2 separate regions of the Homo sapiens genome follow, and region 1 is linked to region 2. Evidence: chromatin loops called from intact Hi-C (ENCODE). Cell type or tissue: mammary epithelial cell. All regions are shown on one strand.

What was found. A loop is a pair of places that touch in the nucleus more often than their neighbours do. Peaks named below come from ENCODE experiments on the same cell type or tissue, not always from the same donor. Only the 100,000 strongest peaks of a DNase experiment are listed, where the experiment ranks them.
Region 1: a loop joins it to region 2, with 7 times the contacts of the local background. A loop is called at or near these places in 8 of 110 quality-filtered maps.

The regions. Positions count from the first base shown.
Region 1 is chr14:62,159,173-62,167,172 of GRCh38, reverse strand. No RefSeq gene overlaps it. Among named protein-coding and RNA genes, the nearest start is that of LINC00644, 23 kb to the right of the region's middle. In mammary epithelial cell, a CTCF peak has its summit at 3,997; no DNase peak of the experiment used is centred here; H3K27me3 peaks cover 221 bases.
Region 2 is chr14:63,371,960-63,379,959 of GRCh38, reverse strand. It overlaps PPP2R5E (protein phosphatase 2 regulatory subunit B'epsilon), which reads left to right. Exons shown (of 14, transcript NM_006246.5): 14 at 3,852-8,000. The coding sequence ends at 3,951. Among named protein-coding and RNA genes, the nearest start is that of GPHB5, 57 kb to the right of the region's middle. In mammary epithelial cell, no CTCF peak of the experiment used is centred here; a DNase peak (open chromatin) is centred at 3,959.

The sequences.
Region 1 (8,000 bases), 1.2 Mb after region 2:
CGTGTTGCATCTCATCCTCTCTGCCCAATCCTACTTCCTTCCCTTCCTTTCATGGGGGTTGACAGCAAAGACATTTCATATAAAATATTCTGCAAGCTAATCTCATTTTCAGAGTCCACTTCCCAGGTTAACCAATCTGCAACATTGAGCAAGTCAGGGAAACTGGTGGAAATGAGAGGTCCTTTGTGCTGGATATCTTCCATATCTATTCTCCACTCTTCTTCCTGCTCTGTTCCCTTCTCTATGGACTCCATCATCCAAGCCCTTTGCCCACTGGCTTCTCAAGGGAGACCAACAGGAGACTGAAGGGTGAGAGAATAAAGCGATCAAAATACATATGGCCCAGGCTCCCTTACTGTCTTCTCACAGGTTGGGCCATGACTGCAATGCTCCACTGAAAACCTTGACTTTAAAAAGTGACCCTCTCCCAGGTTCAGAGGTATAGCTCTCTGCAGTTTCCCTGAATTGTCCCCCACTTCCTCACTCTTGTTTTGCTCTTTTGGATTTAAGAGTAGGAATGAACCTTGTCTATTGTGAACCCTGGAGAGTTTCATTGGCCTTTTTTGGTTTCCCTTAACTCTGCCCACAGTTTTGTAGAAGACTCCTTATTAAGTGTTCTTTAATTACCCTACCCAAGTACGCCATCTGTTTTCTGCTGTGTCCCTGATAAACACAGACCAGTAGAAGTTTACTTGTATGGAGATGCAAGCAGCCTTCTGAGAAATAAATCTTTCTAAGGAATGAGAGAGAGGGCACACAGCCTTAGCTGGAGGCATAAGGCTAACAGATAAGATTGTGGGCTTAGAAATCAGAAGTTCTGGGTTCAAATGTACAGCTGGTGAGTGACTTCACCTCTATTAAGTCTTACTTTACTCATCTATGTACTCGAGAAAACAGTGATACCTACCTGTGTCAGGATGCTTTCAGCTTCACGGAACAGAAAAACTGAACCAAATCGGCCAAAATGATCACATTTATCGCCGACAGCAGGAAATTAAGAGATTGTGAGAACTCTAGGTTGTAGCTGCATCACGGCTCCGGCACCATTTCGCTGCACTTCTCTTGTTTTACTTTCCTTTGTACAGTTTATCTTCAAACTAGCTTCCCTTACTGTTGGAAGAAGGCCATGAACAGCAATAACAGCAACGTGCTTCCTTTGTCTCCTCTGGTGTAGTGAATGTCTTTCACCCAAATCACGGAGTAAAAGCATTATCCTTCATTCTAATTGGTTCAACTTACTTTGCTTGTCCACGCCTGTACCAGTGAAAATTGCCCTGATTGGCTAAGGCCTGGGCACTGAGCCAATCGTTGGCAAGGAAGATGATATTACCATGATTAATTTAACTGATTAGGATCTAACCCTGGAGGTAAATGTAGGGTTCCCATCCTGAGTCTCACATGCTTCCTCGGGGGAAAGATAGATACGTTTCAGGTGAAGGGCTCAGGTGAATACCAGCCAGCATTACCAGGTGCTGAGTGGATCCTACAGGCAGAAGAGTCATCTAATGCACCTGTCCGTGTTCTCCAACATTCTGTAGACAGCAGGCTTGGAATGGTGTAGCTGTACGCAGAGGAGGGCTGTGCTCCAGGCAAAGGACACCATCTCCTGTCACTCTCCATTTTTGTGATTGAGTTTGGTCACCAACTTGTCTAAGTTGAGCCTCATAATTGTGATTTGTGCACTTTTCTATACATTTGCTTAGAAAGCATACATTCTTTATAAAAAATGTCCAACTTCACATTTTCTGTCAAATTACCACCCACCTTTCATTTCCTGTTCTAAGACAGGTTTATCAAAGAGAAATGTAGCACCCCATTTCTCCATCTTCCTCTCCTTCCTTAACGCACACTCAACAGGCTGCTCGCCCCACGGTTCCCCCATAATTGCTGAAGCTATGACCACCAACTGTTAAGCCAGTGGACCCATGTCAGTCTTCATTTTATTTGACCTCACAGCAGCCCTCCACACAGTTGACCTCTCTCTCGTTAGGTTTCTGTGACTCTATACTTCCTCAGCTTTCCTCCTACACCTCTCATCATTGCTTGGGATTCTTTGATTATGCATCCTCCTCTACACAGCTTCTAAATGTTGGAGATATATGCTAGTAGTTCTCAAACTTTAGCATGAATCAGAATCATCTGGGGAACTTGTTAACACTCAGATTGCTGGGCTGTGCTCCCACTTCTGATTCCAGTGAATCAGAAACGTGCATTTCTAATAAGTTCCCAGGTGACACTGCTGCTCTAGGGATCACACTTTAAGGACAACTTTCCCACCTGACTTTCTTCCAGACCCCAAATCTATATATTTGACAATACTACTTGGATATTTCTCAGGCTTTTCCATGCTACTTGTCCAAAACTGACATCATGAAATTGTACCCATATCTGCTTCTCTTCCAGTTGCCCATGGTCTTAATAAACTCAATTACTTACTGAGGCCACAGACTTGGGTGCCATCCTTGATTATTCCCTCTCCTTCACTCTTCATATAACTAGTTACTACCTCATGGCTCCTCTACCTCCTACTTATGTCTCAAATCCATCCCTTTTATCTCCACCAGCACTAAAACCTTATGCCTGGAAGGTGGCATAGCTTCCCAACTAGTCTCCCAGCATCTGTACACTGAACTGTTCTCCACATATCTGCCAGAGTGAGCTTATCTAACTCAAATTGGATCCCATCACGTTCTTATTTTAAACCTCTGCATAGTTTCCCAAATGCTCTTAGATAAATGCAAAGTCCACAGTACAGCCTATAGGCTGTGGGAGATTATCTCTAGCCTCATCTCATGCCTCTCTCCATTAGGCACTGACTGTCCTGGGCCCACCCTGTTTCTCACATGTACTCAATTCCTCCCTCCTGGGGCCCTGTGTGCATGGCTTTCCTTCCTGCCCGACTCTCTTGCCCTTCTGCCGTCACCTCATTAACTTCTGGTCATTCTTGGCTTCCCAACCTGCGTTGTTTTAAATTCTGTAGGTATTTAAATTCCACAAGGATTTAAAACACCTGTACTTGTTCTTCATGATTCTTGTCAAAAATATTTTTGGTAATTAAATGGCATTTCATTTGGTTCTGAACTATGAAAAAGCAGCAGCCCTGTCTGTCTTGCTTGTAGTATACCCCAACTATAGTTAGCACTCAATAAATAATTTTGAAAAAAGAATGAATGAATGTGTTTGAGAGCACAAAGGAAAAACCTACTGTCTCTGGACTTAGAGGTGCTCTGCAGAAGATGAGACATGTGAGTTGAATTGAGTCTTAAAAGATGCACAGTAGTTTGCCAGGTGAACAAAGTCTCTGTAGAATTTTCTCATAGTGATCAGCCCAAAAGAGTGACAAGATTCCTACCTATGTCTCTCAAAAGTGTTTCTTCAGTGCTATAAGGAGGCTTTGGGCTGCCTGAAGGGTGGCCACTCATCCAGAAGCTTTTGTGTTCAGATTCAAATCCTGTTCCGTTTATGCAGGAGAGAGACTGGGTACAGGAAGAGAGGTGAGTGAGAGGTTTGCAGGACACACCACCAGACCTGTCCTCAGAACAGTGAATATTCCCATGCCCACAAATCAGAAAGAACCCAGGGATAGAAAATCCACTGGAGAGTCATGGGATGAGGAGGGAAAGTGAGGGTATCCCCCTGCCAGGTTGACCTGAGAAATTGAGAGTAAGTGTGCAAGGGTAAGGGACAAGACAAGAACTTCATCTATGGGGGTTTATTTTCATCTTTTCAAGCTTCAAGATCTGCAACATCCTGCACCCTTGTAAATAGTTACCACTTTCCTAAGATTAATGTCACAAAGGGCGAACGCCAGGGTAGGACTCGTTGATTCTTGGCCTTGAATAAATAATGCCTTTTAGACGAAAGTTATGTGACTACTGTATCCCCATTGTTGTCTCTCTTCTAAGTTTTAGTAGATCCACAGGTAATTGGGAAAACGATTGTTATGCATCTGTTCCACGGCAGAGCAGGCTTTTAAACTAATGAAACATCGCCATCTAGAGTAGAATGGCTTGTGCTGCAGCAAGTCACCCAGAAAGAGAACCTGACCACAGAATCCTAGAATCACACAATTGCACGTTGGAAAGTGGTTCTCTGGAGTAATGTGGAAAACTTTACCATTTTGGGTCCCTTTTGAGCTGGCAATGCCCCCTTTCAGGAATGTATTCAATGAAATTTATTCCCAAACTGGAATCAACAAACCACTAGAAAGCATGAGACATTACAGACCTGTAAATTCTAAAGTTTGTGAAATGATGGATGTATTCAAAATTAATTAATGGATGCACAAACAGATTTATACATTTCTTATCAGAGAGATATTTGTAACGGCAAAAATCTGAACTAATAATCATGTTCAACAATGGAGAACTTGTTGAATGGATTGTGTAACATTTTATAATCACCAAAAATAGTATTGTAGAAGAATATTTAATGACTTAGAAAGTTGTCACCACAAATATATAAAGTGATTGTGTGTGTGTGCATGTGTGAGTGTGTGTGTGTAAAAGCCAGGTTTTACAAAAAAAAAAAAAAAAAAAAAGGCCAGTATGTCCACTATCATTTTGCTTTAGGAAGGGAAAGAGAAAAAGAAGAGAAAGAGGAGGGGAAATATATATATCAAAATACAGATAGTGATTGAGTGGTGGATTAAAAGTCATTTCTAGGCCGGGCGCGGTGGCTCACGCCTGTACTTCTGCCACTTTGGGAGGCTGAGGCGGGCTGATCACCTGAGGTTGGGAGTTCAAGACCAGCCTGACCAACATGGAGAAACCCTATCTCTACTAAAAATACAAAATTAGCCGGGTGTGGTGGTGCATGCCTGTAATCCCAGCTACTCGGGAGGCTGAGGCAGGAGAATCACTTGAACCCAGGAGGCGGAGGTTGCAGTGAGCTGAGATCGCGCCCTTGTACTCCAGCCTGGGCAACAAGAGCGAAACTCCATCTCAAAAAAAAAAAAAGTCATTTCTATATTCTTCTTTTTTCTACCCTATATTTTTTAGGTTTTCCACCATAAACATCATGTTATTATTGAATTGTGTTTTTCTAACAGAAATAAACACAGTAATATAACAAAGAGTTTATAAAGACAAACCACTCCACTGCAGCTCTAAGCACTCACCTGCACCCAAAATAATACCACAGTGGGGAGAATTCAATCTCAGTCATCAGTGGGGGCACACACACATGTGCACACATGCACACACACACGCACACACATGCACACATACACATACATACACACACATACTCACACAGCTGTGGCAAAGCAGTCCCAGGACCTTAGGTAGTGGCAACAGGCAGGGAGGCCTCCTCTGGTTTAGGAAAGAAGAGCCCTGTTTCAGCTTGGTTTACCCTCTTCAGATCTAGCTGTTTCAGGGAATGGAAATATTTTATATAGCCAAAGCTCCCAAAAGCTGCTGTCCTGCCTCCCACAACCGTCTAAGCACTGTATACCTGCCTGCTCTTTTCTGGGCTGCATAGACCTCTACTCCCCTTCCAAGTCCAAAGGAAATCTTTCCTCCCCAATTTTTTGAAAACTTGTCCACCATTGTATTCCACTGAATACCTGGAATGGAGATTTTCATTCTCTCTTATATTCACGTCAGACATATTGATCAGTCAGCATACAAATGAAAGTTTAGTGCTCGGCAATTCCTGGGACATGAACTTAACGTGTAGGTAGGACAGCCGTTCTAACTGGGAGGGAACTGGTTAACGAAAGTAAGCCCTTTCCAGCACTACAGCAACATCCTCAGTGCCAGCAGGGAAAACATCAAAGAGGTCAATAAGACAACCCAGGTGGATAAAGGAATTGACTGGATCACATCAGGCCTCAAACACTAGAGGAGAGGGGGAAGAAAAAAAAATTTTGTTCCCCTTTATTTTGTTCCAAATTTTGCCCAAATTTTTGTTCCCCTTTATTCTTATCATTGGTGCTTTCTGTCCTTCTTGATGGTGTCATTTTAATGTTTAACACCACACTTAGTCACATTCCATATTCCCTTTTGTATTATAAAGGTTGCCAGTCTTCTTTTTACCGGCCATGGAATTGTTCAATTTCCCATTCTTGCAATATAGCCTGTCGGGGATCTTAACATTTGCTTTGTCTATGGATGTTGCATGTTGGGAAAGCCACTCTCAGCTCTGAGCAGTAATTTCAGCATCTAGAGTCCTGAAGGAAGCCATCAAGTATTAATTGACCATGATTAGATGTTGTATACTACTAGAGCTGAGAAGAAGATAGAAGTCACTGACGATGAGCTTCCTGAGTACAAACACTGCTAAGGGAGTGAAGGCTGCAATTATAAACTGCAACACAGATCAAGTTACCATGAAGTTACCAACTTTTTACATGGCAACAGGAGGGAGGCCTTTTTACAAATTTTTAAAATTTTAATAATTTGTAAAGACTATTTTTAAGTATCACAGCATCTACCACTGCCACAATTTCATAGTTACCAAAAATACCAGGATATTAAATTGAGACATGCTAATCAGCTGCTCCTATTCATTTATTCAACAAATACGTATTGAGTGCTTACTAAGAGCAAGGCTTGTAGCTTGGCATTGAAGAACGAAACAAACATTGTCTCTGTGATCCTGGGGTTTATAGTTTATTGGGGGAAACTTGCCTTTAGAATGCAGAACGATAAGAGTTATAATACACATGGTTTCCAAGTATGCACTTCTGCAACAACCCCTGATTTTTGTCTGGGATCCCTTCCACTGCACTTACAGTCCAAGTCCAAGGGTAGGACACAACACCCAAAGCTAAGCCAGTCAGTTCGTTTTGCTCATCTGTGTTTAGGAATCGGTTCTGGGTTGGGTTTATGACCCAAGGAAAGCCAATCAGACCTAATAAGGACACAATTCCCAACCCTCAGTTTGAGCTATCAGAGATTAGGAATCTTTCTTTTCCCACTAGACAGACAGAAAATGTGCAGTTGGAACCCCATTGCAAGAGGGCAGACAGTAGAGGCAGGAGCAGAACCAGGGAGGCTGGCAGAGAGGAAAACTGGCACCCAAGGGATGGTCCAAGCCTCCATTCATTTCATTTAAAGTAGCTATAATTCTAGAACTTCTATGTCCCTTGAGCCAATATTTTCCCTATTTGGGTTGTGTTTCTGACACTAACAACTGAAAATGTGTAGATTGATAGGTAAAGCCCAGTACAGCATAGGATTCAGCCACTAAAAAAAGTTTTCCTAAAGAAATGTCCTATCAACTTAGAACACATATTAAAAGAGTTCACCAGAGAACCCTGGCTATTGCCACACATTGTGCACTGCCTGCAATGGTTTTATCCGTATTGCTCTTAGGACGTGATTATTATGCACTTTCCTGACTTTCAGATGGAAAAGAAAATGTTGCCAATCCCCTGAACAACCCAGTCATTCTTAATGAGAGGGACAATATGAAGAAGGCTGTGTGGTAAAGAAGGAAAACAAAAAAGACACAAAATAAATCGAAGCCAGTCACACTTAAAAGTTGGGTACACCAGACTCCCACTGTAGATTCAGAATAAATAGCAGACAGGAAGAACAGACAGACAGACACACTCCTGCCACACATATGCACATATCAACATACTGCAATGATGCTTTAATAATGCCAACTAATTATGCCATCTTTCATAGAGAGAGACAGTAATTGTGTTTCTCGAGTGTGGTGACGTAAGCATTTTCAGATTCTACAATGTAACCATTTTGAAGAATAAGTTGAGAGTATCTATCCAGAGTCTTATAAATGTATTTGACTTTAAAATTCCACTTTTATAAACCTATCATGAGAAAACTGAAAAGGCTTTATGTATGATATTGATAAAAGTACTATCTGTAATACCAAAAAATTAAAATCATTTAAATTTCCAACAAAAATATAACATTATTTTCCCTCTAATTGAATAAATATTTACACCAAAGGATGTTTTTCAAAAGCCAGTAATGACAGGAGAATTTTTGTTGTAATGTTAAGTGAAAAGAACTGGATACAAATTTGCA
Region 2 (8,000 bases):
GGGAGACTGAGTTGGGAGGGTCAGTTGAACCCGGGAGGTGGAGGTTGCAGTGAGCTAAGATCATGCCACTGTACTCCAGCTTGGACATTGGAGTGAGACTCTGTCTCAAAAAAAAAAAAAAAAAAAAAAAAAAGAGAGAGAATATTGAAGAACAACTTATTTCCACTCAAATTATTTGGTTTGTATTTAGTGAACTTCAATAATAAAACTATTTTCTGGTTATTATCTAAACTAAATAGACTAAACCCTTGAAAAAGATGAGAATTAACTAAGGGGACCAGGAATAGATAAAACTATTATTTTATCTATTCCTGGTTGAGGTTGATTATGATATTCTGGCATATTACAGTTATTTATAATGAGTGTACTTTCTTAATGAGAAAATGGGGGCCAGGCGTAGTGGCTCACGCCTGTAATCGCAGCACTTTGGGAGGCCAAGGCAGGCGGATCACCTGAGGTTGGGAATTTGCGACCAGCCTGACCAACATGGAGAAACTCCATCTCTACTAAAAAATACAAAATTAGCCGGGCGTGGAGGCACATGCCTGTAATCCCAGCTACTCAGGAGGCTGAGGCAGGAGAATCACTTGAACCCGGGAAGGGGAGGTTGCCATGAGCAGAGATTGCATCATTGTACTCCAGCCTGGGCAACAAGAGGAATCCCAGCTCTTTGGGAGGCCGAGGCGGGCGGATCACGAGGTTAGGAGATCGAGACCATCCTGGCTAACATGGTGAAACCCCGTCTCTACTAAAACTACAAAAAATTAGCAGGGCGTGGTGGCGGGTGCCTGTAGTCCCAGCTACTCGGGAGGGTGAGGCAGGAGAATGGCGTGAACCCAGGAGGCAGAGCTTGCAGTGAGCCGAGATTACACCACTGCACTCCAGCCTGGGCGACAGAGCGAGACTCCGTCTCGAAAAAAAAAAAAAAGAAAATGGGTTTTTAAAAGCAAGAATAATAATTTGTCAAATGAGCAATAGAAGGGTGTACTGACAGATGGAAACATTGGTTTCTCCATAGGTGTGGGAATAGGACAAGGGAATGAAGAAATTTAGTTGGTACTGTCAGAGAATAACTGAATGGACAATTTTACTTCAGGATGGCAAGAAGTTAATGGTTTCAGTTCAGATCAAATTTTGAAGTATTACAAATCTGAAAATGGTGGGTGGAATAAGTACTTAACACTGTTAGATACATATGCCAACATTAGTGCTATGTAAAATTGAAATTAGAAGAGAATTTGACAATATCCCCTGCATGACAGTGTGGTTAAGCGTTAAAATTTCCACCTACAGGGAGAGAGAAAAGTGGGAAAGATTGGGGGTGACAATAACTGTGTCAGCAATATTTAGGATTTTTAAAGATAGAGTTGTCAGTATGAAAGCCGTGTGATAACTGAGCATAATGCTCAGTTGGAGGAAAAGCCCAACAGGATAAATTGCATTGAGTGCCATATTTGATCAAAAACATGAAACACTTTAGTAACAAGATGATGAATGTTTTAATGATGTCAACACTTAATTAACCAATTTATGCCTAGTGTTCCATTATTGGAACGCTAAGCTTGTGGGAGTTATTTCTATCCCACTGCTCAAGGTCATCGTCAAGGTCTGATTTTTCACAAGAAAGTTTTACAACCTCTGGCATAAATGGGTTAAAACTGCAAATTAGGGCAATGTGAACCTGAAATACATTGAAATGTTTTTTAGTTGAGTAAAATTCCAAGCCCTTGCTTACCATCCCCTTATCTCTCCAAATAAAAAGGTCATATTCATCGAAAGTCAGCAGGATCTATACAATTGATTTATATATACCCAAATTGTGTTTTTTGCTAACATTGATTTAGACCTCATAATTATTCCCAGACTGTACTGAGAAACAAAAAGTGATAATTTGTCAAACAGCTTGATTATGTTTAGAATCTGGAATGCACCAGGAGTGGTGGTGCACACCTGTAGTCCCAGCCACTCAGGAGGCTGAGGCAAGAGGATTGCTTGAGCCCAGGTGATTGAGGCTACAGTGAGCTATGATTGTGCCACTGCACTTTAGCCTGAGCAACAGAATGAGACCCTGACTCTAAGAAAAGAACAAAAGCAAAAACAAAAAAGCCAGAAGAAGATTGGAGGATTATCTAATCTTGCCCTTATTGTCCTATAAGTGCAATTTTTTCAGGGTCAAAATTAACAAATAGGTAATTTTATGAAAACTAGTCTGCTTACTGAAATTTATATTGTGCAGATTTGTATTTGAGATAGCTGAAACTAATTATGGTAAACAAGGCCTAAGTTATGAAAATATTACCTATTAGATCATGATATTAATTACCATATGGCTTTACTAAGCCATAAACATTTATTGTAAAGAGTTCCACTGGTTTGTGCTCCCATATGGTCTTAAACATTTCTGGTTAATACCAGACTATTATGGCATTATAATTCAACATTTCCTCAAGTCTCTAGTGGAATAAGAATATAAAATTACTTAGGTTTTTCTTGAGTTTTTTGGGAGTTGGAGGGGATGAAGATTAATCTCTATTGCTCTAGATATTAATATAACTTTTAAAAAACATTGGTTATAATGTTTTAAAAAAAATGAGGCATTGGAATTACATACAAATTTCACTCAACCCATGTGGATTTCCCTGCGTAGAAATTGTACTGTGGCTGAAGTTTTAATCCTTGCTAAGTGGGGTAGTGCATGGATTACATCCCCATGCCTGAGATGGTGGAGCCCCCATTTTCAGGAATTATCTGAATTCCTGGATTTATGAATGTTAATCTGGATCAGCATTTTTTTTTTTTTATTTTTTTTTGGAGACGGAGTCTTGCTCTGTCCCCCAGACTGGAGTGCAGTGGTGTGATCTCGGCTCGCTGCAATCTCCGTCCACCACAATCTCCGCCCCCCGGGTTCAAGCGATTCTCCTGACTCAGCCTCCCAAGTAGCTGGGACTCTAGGCATACGCCACCATGCCCGGCTAATTTTTGTATTTTTAGTAGAGACGGGGTCTCACTGATGATCCACCCGCCTCGGCCTCCCAAAGTGCTAGGATTACAGGCGTGAGCCACTGCGCCCAGCCTGGGTCTGCTTTTTATTGGTTCGCTGCAACATGGAAAAAAACCAGAGACAGTGTAGTGAATTATTTTTAGTAAATGTGAATTTATATAACTTACAATATAGTCTTATATTCCTGCATCATGTACTTCCTACTTGGTTGATGTTAAAAATCCTTTTTTTGTAAAAATGTAATTTTAAAATGTCCTTGGCAAAATATAAAGTTTGTCGATTCTAATTTGGACATCTAATTTTTGGGGGAAGTTTTACCAAATAGTGAAATCTCAAAGTCTGAAAATCACTAAATTTAAAATCAGTGAAATTGATATTGAACCCAATTTGAAGGCTTGATGCATTAAAATTTAATACTTAATAATATCAACCAAGTTCTTTTCAGATCATTAAAAGTGAAATCACAAGTTTTCAGTTTCTTCTAAACTACTGAAGAATTTAAATATGCATGAGGTGGGAAAAATAGGAATAAAGGAGCAGATATATTTTCTTGACCTACTATATTCTCTGTATCAGTGTCATCTCCAGCATCCTTTTTGAGAAACTATTTGGAGATAAAGAAAAATTAAGATTCTTACTAAGCTGCAAGTGAAAATCACTAATATGCCCTTGATTTTACAATAACTGATGCATATAAGTCATTCCCATTTTTGTTTCTTAGTAATTTTAAAGTTAATTTTCTCAATTAAGCTAAGTATAAAGGAGTGTTAAGGTGAAATTGTAAAATATTCATTGTTGCATAATCTCATTAAACCTCAGCTGTTTACATTGTATTCTGTTTCTTCCTCAGTGAGAAAAAGAAAGAAAAGGAGCGTGAAGAATTGTGGAAAAAATTGGAGGATCTGGAGTTAAAGAGAGGTCTTAGACGTGATGGAATAATTCCAACTTAACAAAAACAATGACAACAACATTACTAACCTGTGGAGTCACACGTTTATGTAGTAGAAGATGGAGCAACAGTTTTCTGTATTGTGCAACTTTACAGTAGATTTCACCTTTGTTTCATTATTACAGCAGCACTGTATATACCTGTCTCTAAGTAAAGGAAAAAACAAAATAAGGACTTCAATCCAAAGTTTGGACAGTAGATGGACTTCTCAGAACTTTGCAAACATAATCATTGTTCTCACCCTCTTTTAAAAAAAAAAATCGGTCTTCAAAGATCTGTTGATGAAATTGCTATGTTAAAATTCCATTATCGGGAGTTCCTTATTTATCACTAGCAGAGAGTATGATACAATTTTCAAATGTGAACAATCTTAAATTTAGCTTGTCTTTCTGCTAAGCTGTTAAATGTATTTATAGTAAAGGAAGAAAAAAAGACTGTCATTTCCTTATAAGTTTGTGTAACATCCTCCTCTGGATAACTTGACTGTAATTTAACATCTTTTTCTTTTGCACATCTTCCTGAGTTGAATGTCCACGTGGAATGGGGTCATGAATTATAAAAGTCCCTGATAAAAGTTTTGTTTACTGGGGTGAACATCTTTCCAGTAACCAGGTAGTCCTGGTACTCCTTTAGTTTTAAAATTAGGAGTTAAGAGAGAAGAGGTGATAAACATAGTAGGGAAGGGAATATCGGATTCATGCATCAGTTTATGGTGAATCCAAATCAATGTCTTGAATCCTTTGAAAACAGGCACTGGGACATCACAGGCTTCAGTACCTGACCAGTATTAGTTGCATATATCATTGAACACACATACCAGAGATGTTTTAGAAATGTGAGAAAAACATCCTTTTGGACCATTTGAAATAAGAAAGACAAACACTAAACAATACAACCATGAAATTGATCACCGGGATTGCAAATCTAATTGGGAAAAGAGTTGAGCAAACAGCTTGGACTGTTTGGAGTTGTTGCCTTACTTTTTAATATGTATTTATAAAGTATTCCAGCAAAAGAGGATGTAGCCTCTGGGAAAAAACAAACATGTTACAGTGTTTTTTGTAGATTCTCGTTCTATATCTCATCACAGCGCCAGCCCTGTTTTTAGCCGGAAAGGATTCAGGATAAACATTATTATGCATTCTGAATTGGATGCATATTCCTAACTACTGTATTTGTTACCAAAAGTGGTTCTACAAATGCTACTGAAAAAAATCTGGAAATTCCTAATGTCCTGAGTATTAATAATAAAGTTTAAAAATGCTTTTATATCAAAGGTGCATCGTGACCAAATTGTTTAAGAAAAAAAAACAAAAAAAACAAAATCTAGGGCTGTATTTTATATATATATATATATATATATATATATATATATCTTATTGGCTCTCTGCTTTGTATTTAAATGAAGAATCTTACATCTTGGGTAGGTAAACTGCTGATAAAATTTGTGTACAGTATGTACTTACCTAATGCAGTTGCATTATTACGTACTGAAAGATATGTGTTTGGAGGTTTATTTCCAGGATGCATTTGCTTGTTTTGGTCATGGCAGCAGTGAGTTGGTAATCCTAAACCATCACTTCCAGCAGTATTCATGGTATAGAGCTGATCTGTGTTCATATGTTGAATTGTGATAGTAGCAAACATGAACATATGAACTATTGTTGCTCTTAATAGAAATACAATATAAATATGGGCTTGTATATTTTCTTCCTTACATTTAAATATAAAGTAGAATACGCAGTTTTATTATTTTCAAGAAAAAGAAAGAGAAGCTGCTGACCTTTCTCCCCCATAAAGTTTTTCAGGATGATCAGGTCACAGTGTGTACGTAAGAGTCAGCTAATTATGGATATTGTCATCTCGGTAACTTTGTAAAAAAACAAACAAAACTGGCATTGTTAATTCCAAAAAGAAAAAAAAAAGCAGTAAAAAAAAAAAGTCATATGCAACACCAGACGCAACATGGTTTAATGGAATTAATAGTTTTTTTTTTTTTTTTTTTAAAGAACATTGATGGGGATTCACTGTAAAGTTGGCAGAGGCTGCCAAAGACGAAACAACTGACTTTAAAAATGCTGGAACAATGTGATAAAAAATAAATTTGTAACAAATCTTCTCCTTTTTAGCCCTTGTCATTTTAGCCCTTTAGTTTCAACTCTGCATTATATTTAGTTTATATAGTGTAAACTTTTGTTTGCCATTAATTCATCTTTTTAGGTAGAAGACATTAAAATCACAGGTTTATGAAGAATCTCTGCTCATTGGAATGAAATGCAGTCATTTGAAATGAGAAAGGCCAGGATCCTTTTTTGTACCTTACCCTGTCTTCAAGAGTAAAGGTGAACACTTACAGCTCTCCTCCTTGATGTCAATTTTGTATGTTGATCATTCCAAACTGAGAAGAATAAAGCCACATTTTAGACATATTTATAGAATCAATTAAAGCTATATGTCTAAAATTCGTAGGGCAACTTCTGAGAAGAAACACCGTCTTTTTCTTTTTTAATGGAAAGTGACAATGTGACATTAGTCATGTTGTGTGCGGTGACGCAGAGTAACTGAGGTAATCTGACTGTTGCACTATGTGACATATTTCAGGACGTACTTGCTGCATTTGCAGCAGCCCTCTCTCTCTGTCCCTTCCCACAATTCTGCTGTTGCTGCAACTTGAGTTAATTGTGACAAATGCATCTTTGTGTTATATTTTGTTTGCTTCATAATTTCCAGAACTATATATAAATATATTTTTTAAATAGCAAATATTGTAGTTAGTGAGTGATGATCACTCCAACCTTATCCTTACCATATTGGTTTCAGGGATAGGATTAAGAGTGTCTTTGGAAGAGAAAAATACACACAACCCTGTGGTTTAGAATGACGCTGAGGCCTTAGGCTGTGGGCCTAGAACAACTATGTGAGTGAATTCACCCATCTCATACTTTGAATCAAGCATGCATTCCTGTTTCTCATTGTGAAGTATCCCCAGTTGTTTTCCTTCAGTGTTGAGTTTTTGTCCTTTTAAATTTTATTATATTTTGCTCTCCCTAACATTTGACTGTTTTTTATAAAAGAAAAGAAAAAAAAAGAAATAAATAATACCCTCGATGCCACTGGATACTCACAAGCAGGGTTATGCTCCTTCATCTTGGGCTTGTTTGCCTAAATGAAAGGGTTTAATTTATTTTGTACCTCCTATGCGTGGGATAGTCCAGGGTGCAGAGCCAGGACTTGCTTGTAATTGCACCTGCTATACTTAAATGTATAGCCCTAGGCTCAATCACACTATGGAAAGAAACAAAAAAAGTATATTTAGAGCTTTAAAAGCTTTTTTATTTTTTTGTGGGGATGAGGGTGGGATGGGAAAGGGATGTATGGATGTTATTGGCATTTTTAAGTGTTTAGAGTTTTTTGGGGTTTGGGGTGGTTTTTTTTCCTTGTTTTCCTTTTTTCCTTTTAATTGGATGCACTGACCTGGCCCAGGAAATGAAGAGATTCTCTTTTGATGCTATTACCAATGTTATCATAAAGTGACAGTCACCTGTAACAAAAAGGTGGCACCAGACATGATCACTGATGTTTTATTTGCACATCAATATTTTTATTTTTGTATTCTGGCTCAGCTGCTTCTCTGAGTGGAGTTAAGGAATGAGCCACAAAGATTTTTGTAGTAGGTATATTGGCATTGCATTTTATATTCCTCTATATTTAATTTTGAAAACCTAAAAGAAGGATTGTGCATCTTGAGAGAAAGTTGAGCAAATTGTGATCTAGCGGAATGTTAATTTGTGCTGCTTCTTGTGCACGATAGCAGCAGTAGTATCTCTCTTGGAAATAAACATCCCATATTATGATGTCTATGAATATAGGTTTCCTTTTCTTCCTTCCCTCCCTCCTTCCCCCACCTTTCTCTTTTTTTTTTCTCTCTCAGCTTCTCTTTTCCTCCTTCCCTCTTCCCTTCCTCTTTCTTTACTTTTTTTGAAATCACTTATTGTAAATAAGTTGTAATCCAAACCTCATGTATCAATGGGGAATTTTCAAATATAAATA